Linked DNA regions of Homo sapiens: region 1 is linked to region 2. The links are chromatin contacts, found by Hi-C or POLR2A ChIA-PET in ENCODE. All regions are on one chromosome and are shown on one strand. Each heading gives the region's core, a stretch centred on a gene start or an enhancer-like site at or near the end of the contact. The rest is flanking DNA. Distances are from core to core; before and after follow the strand shown.

Region 1 (3,467 bases), core at 735-3,234, 130 kb after region 2:
CCTCCCAAAGTACTGGGATTACAGGTGTGAGCCACCATGCCTAGCCATCTAGGTTTTACTTTGATAGATGCTACCAAACTATCTTCAGACTTTGCTTTTCAAACTGAATGAAAAGGGAAATAATTTGAAGGTTCAAAGTAGAAAAATCCCATAATCTGACTTACATCTTTAAAGGGTCACATACTATAAATTTTGAAAGATTACATTTTTTAAATATTCACCATATGAAACAAAATCCAACCTGACCAGTCCCAGCACTGAAAGCATGACTCCAGATTTGTACCTCTAGCCAGAACCTCTCCTCTGAACTACAGACCGTTATCTCCAAAGTCTGCTTGACAGCTGCACATGGATGTCCAATGGGCATCTCCACCTTTCCATGGCCAACAGCTTCTGATATTCTGCCCTGAGCCAATTCTTCCTATGGGTTTTCCATCTTTACTAACAGCAACTCTGTTCTTCCATTTATTTAGGCTGGAAACATGGGTATATCTTTTTCTCTATTTTCTCATGCTCCACATCTGGTCTATCAGCAGATCCTGTGAGCTCTATCTTCAGAATATTCTGGAATCACAGCTTACCACTCCCTACCACTACCTGTCCAAACCACCATTCTCTCTCTCCTAGCCTACTGCAGTGCCCTTTTACTTTTTTTCTCTTATTTTATTTATTTATTTTGAGATGTAGTCTCCCAGACTGGAGTGCACTGAAGTGATCTCAACTCACTGCAACCTCCGCTGTCCAGGTTCAAGCAATTCTCCTGCCTCAGCCTCCCCAGTAGCTGGGATTACAGGTGCACACCACCATGCCCGGCTAATTTTTGTATTTTTAGTAGAGACGGGGTTTCACCATGTTGCCCAGCCTGGTCTTGAACTCCTGACCTCAAGTGATCCACTCACCTCAGCCTCCCAAAGTGCTGGGATTACAGGGGTGAGCCACAGCGCCTGGCCTGCAGTGCCCTCCTAAGTGGTTTTGCTGCTCCCACATCCTGCTCTCACCCTGTTCAGGATACTATCGGTGCCGCTTCCCAAAAGATCCTGTTCAAACATAAATCAGAGCCTGTCACTTCTCCATTAAAACCCTCCAGTGGCTTCCTGTATCATGCTGGGTGCAAACCAAAGTCCATACTACCACCCACAAATTGTAGCAAGATACTGCTCCTTTTAGCCACACTGACTTTAACTCCTGTGACGCTCCCGTCCTCACTCCATTCCAGCCATGCTGTTCATCAAACTGGCCTTTCCCCTGTTCATCAAACTGCCCAGGTGAGCTCTTAATCTCAGGAACTTTACACTTTCTCTTCCCACTGCCTAGAATGCCCTTGCCCCAGCTAACTGCCAGCTCACTCCCTTGCCTCTGTCAAGTCTCTACTCGAAATTTCCTTTCTCAGCAAGGACTTTCCCAGCCCCCTGGTTTGACATTTCATACTTCCCCAATGCCTGACATTACATATTGCTTTCCCAGCTTTTTTTCTTTGCTCAGCATTTATCACTATCTCACATGCTATAATTTTTATATCTTTTATCTTGTTTATCAGCTGTCCCTCCCAGCAGAACGTAATTGCTATGAGGACATTGATTTCTATGTTTTGTTTACAACCGTAGCCTGGCATCCAGAACAGGGCTTGGCACATAGTAGGCACTTAATAAATATTTACTGAGTGAATGAATAGATGGCTCCTTGCCCTAGATCTTCTCTTGATTACCTGTGCTTCAGAAGCTGGTGAGAAATCAGCAGAGGTTTCTAAGCACTTCCAATAAGTTGGAGTTGCCAATAGAAACATGTTCCTTCTCTACTCTCCCTCCCTGGCGTGCAGGGACCTGGGAAAAGCAGAGATGCTGATCGATATCTCTGACTGGGAAGGAAGATGGGATTAGGTACTAGAAATAAGAGGAAGGATGTCTCCGCCCGTCTGCTCAGAGGCTGCAATCTGCTTGGCATGCCGCCTGCTCCCAGAAACAGGATGTGTCCAGAGAGGAAGTGACTGCAGACGTGGAGTGGGGGAAAATGCCCCGTGCCTGAGACAGAACACTTGAGGCTAGTCATTCTGGAGCCTTCCAAGGGTCCATTCCTGGGGGATGAGTAAAATCCGCTCCGCAGTCTCACAGTGACTCATTCTGAATGGCGGAGAATCCAAAGCCCTTCCCTAAGTTAGGGCAAAAACAGGTGCTTCCTCCTCTGGGGTTCCCAGCTTGGGTGACTGATGCTGAAGGACAGAGGATGCCCACACACCTTGTTGGAGGCTCTGCAGGAACTGACAAAGAAAATAGCATGGTAGAAAGTCATTTTAACCAATCTTCTCTTCCTTGACTTGAGGTCAGAAGTAGACAAGTCTAGAAGGCCATTGCCCAGGTGTTTCTTAGGAAATCCGCTTCCTGCACCTTCCCCAGTAGCGGGTAAAGAGGCAAGATCGGCCTGACTGAGCCCTGGGGCCTCAAGCTCAGGCAGCCTGGCAGAGGGAGCCCCCTACTTCATTGAGCTGGTCCAGCCCCAAGGCCACAGAGGCTTTTTTTTTTTTTTTTTTTGATATGGAGTCTTGTTCTGTCGCCCAGGCTGGAATGCAGCGACGCAATCTCAGCTCACTGCAACCTCTACCTCCTGGGTTCAAGCAAGTCTCCTGCCTCAGCCTCCCGAGTAGTTGAGACTACAGGTGCCCACCACCATGCCTGGCTAATTTTTGTATTTTTAGTAGAGTCAGTGTTCCACCATGTTGGCCAGGCTGGTCTCAAACTCCTGACCTTAGGTGATCCACTTGCCTCAGCCTCCCAAAGTGCTAGGGTTACAGGTGTGAGCCACCACGCCTGGGTTTTTTTTTTTTTTTTTTTTTTTTTTTTTTTTTTAATTTGAGACAGGGTCTTGCTTTGTCGCCCAGGCTGGAGTGCAGTGGCACCCTTCACCTCCTGGGTTCAAGCGATTCTCCTGCCTCAGCCTTCCGAGTAGTTGGGATTACAGGTGACTGCCACCATGCCCGGCTGATTTTTGTATTTTTAGTAGAGATGGGGTTTCACTATGTTGGCCAGGCTGGTCTCAGACTCCTGACCTCAGGTGATCCATCCACCTCAGCCTCCCAAAGTGCTGGGATTACAGGCGTGAGCCACTGCACCTGGTCTGGCCCAGCCATAAGTCTTATTTTGCAGCCCAAAGAGAGAAAAACAGTCCCTACAGACACTCCCCAGGGGCTCTGCCTTGGTGGGCTCTCAAATTTGGACTCTGCCTGTAGGCCAAAGGGCACTAATGTCATAAAACCCACACCAGGAAGCTTGCGAAGAAAAACAACTTGGCTGTTTAAGAAAAGACCCACAAACACAGTGCCGAACATGGAAATGGACAGAGGCATCGATGCAAGTTTCCAGAAGGGCAGAAAAAGCTAGAAAACTCTCCCAACACTGAGTAACCACAGCAATCTCTAGACAGGTTCTGGGCCTTATGTTTACGATGAAATGCAGGAAGCAGCTCAAAGCCTAGAA
Region 2 (3,655 bases), core at 266-2,765:
GTCACCCAGGCTGGAGTTGGGGTGGTGTGATCATAGTCCACTGCAGCCTCAAACTCCTGGGCTCAGGCGATTCTCCTGCCTCAGTTTCCCAAGTAGCTAGGACTGCAGGCATACACCACCACACCCAGCTAATTTTTTAATTTAAACAACTTTTTTTTTGTAGAGATGAGGTCTCACTATATTGACCAGGCTAGTCTCAAACCCCTGGCCTCAAGTGATCCTGCTGCCACGGCCTCCCAAAGCACTGGGATTAAAGGCGTGAGCCACTGTATCGAGACTCACATTTATTATTAAAAGCATCTATGCGTTTCATCATGTTTAACTCCCATTTTAACATGTATTGTTTCAAAAACTTACTTTAAAACTAAATGCAAGTTAGCAGACAGCCGAGGATCTGTAAATTGTGTTGTTCTGTTGTTATGGTCAACGAAATAAACTCTGCCTGTTGCCGTATTACGGATCTCCCATCCAGGAGGCAATGGACCAAGCTCTTCACAATTGATGTTGCTAAGATCCCTGCAAAAACAAATATAAAATAAAAAATACCTCATTGCTCGCCCTGCTGAACCAAGCAAGTGTAAATGACACAGAACAATTCCACAAAGTGTGAGAAAATGTATTGTTTCAGAAACTTGAGATGTTCAGCTGGAATCTTTAATTCCCAATGGTTTAACAAACTTTCATCTTCAAAGCCCAATCCATAAATGGCTCAGAAAAACTTATCACATAGCCTACATTTTTTAGTAATTTCCTAGGCTTTAATGTAATACAGATTTAAATTAATATAAAATCAATCCCAATATTTGCCAACATAAACTGTATTTCAACACGTGTTTGACAGGAAGTAATTTTACAAGTGTCAGTGACATAAAGAATTAAATGCTTTCTAAAATGTCCCTTCATTTCTTTACTATACCATAAAATTTGCATAAAATGTCCATTCCATAATTTTAAGCTCGCCAACAAAGCAAAACTGGAAATGTTACTGAAATTATGATCCTGAAAATAATCACAGCATATTTTTAAAGAATAAACTGCAATTCTAAAATCTGTAAAGTTAGTCAATGAAGAACCTGTTTAAGATACATTACCAAGAGTGCTCTAAGGGTTACCACTGCAATAAGAAAAGCTAAGATTTTTAATGGACCAAAGACTATTGCTATTATATTATACATTCTTAAAATACTAGTATATATAGAGAAGGATTAATAGGGCCTTAAAGAATGAGTTAAGGAGCTTCCAGGTTGGTGAACACACTGAGGTACTGGACGGTGGCCTGCCCAGAGAGGGCATGGTAGCTCCTTGCCCTCCCCCCATACTGTGTCCTAAGCATTGCTTCCATTTGGCTGTTCCAGAGTTGTAGCCTCTGTAATAAACTGGCAATAGAACTGCAAATTCTTATCCTCTACACTGTTAGAAAAAAATATTTCAGTGAAGCTTCCAAAGTGTGGAAATTGCTGTTGTCATCCACCAGAAGAGAAAAGTCACTGCCCTTGGTGACATAATTGAGACTGCGTGTAACAATGTATGATATGATCAGGTCATTTCCTGCCTTAAATGAATACTTTAGGTTACCAGAGCCATGTGTAAATACCAAAGAAACGACATACTCTGAAAGTGACCAAGCAAACTCAAGCATCTAGATAGTAAAACTGTTTTTGTGGTCCTCTTTTTATTAAAAAAAAGAGGAGGAGGAGGAGGAGGAGGAGGAGGAGGAGGAGGGGGAGGAGGAGGAGGGGGAGGAGGAGGAGGAGGAGGGGGAGGAGGAGGGGAGGAGGAGGGGAGGAGGAGGAGGGGAGGAGGAGGAGGAGGGGAGGAGGAGGAGGAGGAGGAGGGGGAGGAGGAGGAGGAGAAGATAAAAGCAGCATGTTTATGTAAATTTAAATTGTAACAGATAATTATAAGTAATCACAAATTTCATCAAAACCACATTTTAAAAGTTATACTAGAAAAATGTTTTTCCTGAGATGACTTCTCCTTAGTCACAGTGAAACCAATGATGGGCACACAGGGACCTATATTTGCCAAAGCAATCATTCTGACTTCTGCTATAGGTGTTCCAAGAGACTCCTGCTACAGAACAGCTAAAGTGTAGGAAAAAACACCATTTGAAACACTGCTAGTCTCAAAAGAGGCAAGGGAAAGTTCCAAGAATTCTCCTCAAATTTTAAAAAAAAGGGAGTTCGGGGGACTGAGTAAAGATGGTACCTGAGTGGCAGGTAGGCAGAAGGGCAGGCCAGCAGCAAGACTGGGATAGGAAACCTGAAGCTTCCTCCCCAAGCTGAGAACTCAGGGAGTTCAGCCTCCCAAATTCAGCCTCCCAAAGTGCTGGGATTATAGGCATGAGCCACTGCACCGGCCCCAAATAGATTTTTAATGGTTTAGAAATGAAAAACAGGAGCTGGAGGACATTATCCTTAGCAAACTAAAGCAGGAACAGAAAACCAAATATTGCATGTTCTCACTTATAAGTAGGAGCTAAATGATGGGAACACATGGACACATGGAGAGGAACAACAGGTACTATGGCCTATCAGAGGGTGGAAGGTGGAAGAAGGGAGAGGATCAGCAAAAATAACGAATGGGTACTAGGCTTAGTATCTGGGTGACAGAATCATCTGTACAACAAACCCTCATGACACAAGTTTACCTATAACAAACCTGCACATGTACCCCTGAACCTAAAAGTTAAAAAAAAAATTAAAATAAAAAATGAACAATTCTACTGATAAAATGTAGAATTTCATTTCATGTCATTTTATTTAGAATTTTATAAATCTACAGTCATACACGGGAGAGTGCTAAAGCACTGATTAAAAGAGCAAAACACTAGAAATAATCTTTATGTCTCACTGGGAGCTGGTTAAAGAAAAATGGAATGTTATACAGTCATACAAAGTAACACAGATCTGTATTTCAAGACTACAGTCACTCAGTATGCAATATAACAAATAACAAGGCATTAACCATTGTTTTAAAGAGAAATGCAAAACATGATGAAATGAGATTTCTTGGATAAATCTAGGTATCCTGGATATCTTTAAATAAAGTTTGTTTTAAAGAGTCTGACTTTGCAATTTTATAAATATCTTCGAATAGTGATATTGTAATAGAAACTAAATATTTATAGTATACTTTCATAAAAGATCTTCCATACAAAAGGCATATTTGCTAAAGGATCCTCCAAAACAAAAGATGTAAGTTTTTAAGGTAATTTGGGGGATACAGAATAAGAAAAATAATCCCAAGTGTTATTTCATAAAATCATCATTCAAAATACATGTCAATACTCAACATGAGATATTCTTAAAGCTTCGCAGAAATCCTTTACTCACTAATAAAAAACTGACATGTTTCCTCTGGAATAAGAGCCTGTTACCAACAGTGGTGCTGAAATCTGTCTCAATTTCAATTTCTGTTGCCAGCTTACATACTATTCTTTCAACATGTAACTCAAGGTCAACTTTCTCACTATTGTAAATCATTTAGTTAAAAAAAATGATCATTGTTATTCTATACATTTCCTACAAGTAATTTCTAATTAATTTAAAGAAAAGCTTATTATTGACCTTCAACTAGATAAACAGAATCCAAAAAGCTTTTTACAATTTATATAATAAAACTGATTTTGAAAAGTTAGGCCCTTGGATTTTTT

The links. A loop is a pair of places that touch in the nucleus more often than their neighbours do. ChIA-PET counts read pairs that join two places held with the same protein, here RNA polymerase II (POLR2A). Pooled maps may share reads with other maps.
Region 1: a pooled map shows a loop between it and region 2 (2.3-fold over the local background). The contact joins two enhancer-like sites. A Hi-C loop is called at or near these places in 2 of 50 pooled maps. POLR2A ChIA-PET finds 5 or more read pairs at or near these places in 3 of 52 experiments (Caco-2, HepG2 and activated T-cell).

What each region holds. Positions count from the first base shown.
Region 1 is chr17:64,705,292-64,708,758 of GRCh38, forward strand. No RefSeq gene overlaps it. Among named protein-coding and RNA genes, the nearest start is that of SMURF2, 45 kb to the left of the region's middle. RefSeq lists an enhancer at 1,093-2,292. Within about 2 kb of position 1,985, at least 28 of the 41 ENCODE cell types and tissues checked have a DNase peak (open chromatin) inside an H3K27ac peak, as active enhancers do.
Region 2 is chr17:64,571,441-64,575,095 of GRCh38, forward strand. It overlaps SMURF2 (SMAD specific E3 ubiquitin protein ligase 2), which reads right to left. Exons shown (of 19, transcript NM_022739.4): 10 at 358-516. Among named protein-coding and RNA genes, the nearest start is that of CEP95, 66 kb to the left of the region's middle. Within about 2 kb of position 1,516, at least 3 of the 41 ENCODE cell types and tissues checked have a DNase peak (open chromatin) inside an H3K27ac peak, as active enhancers do.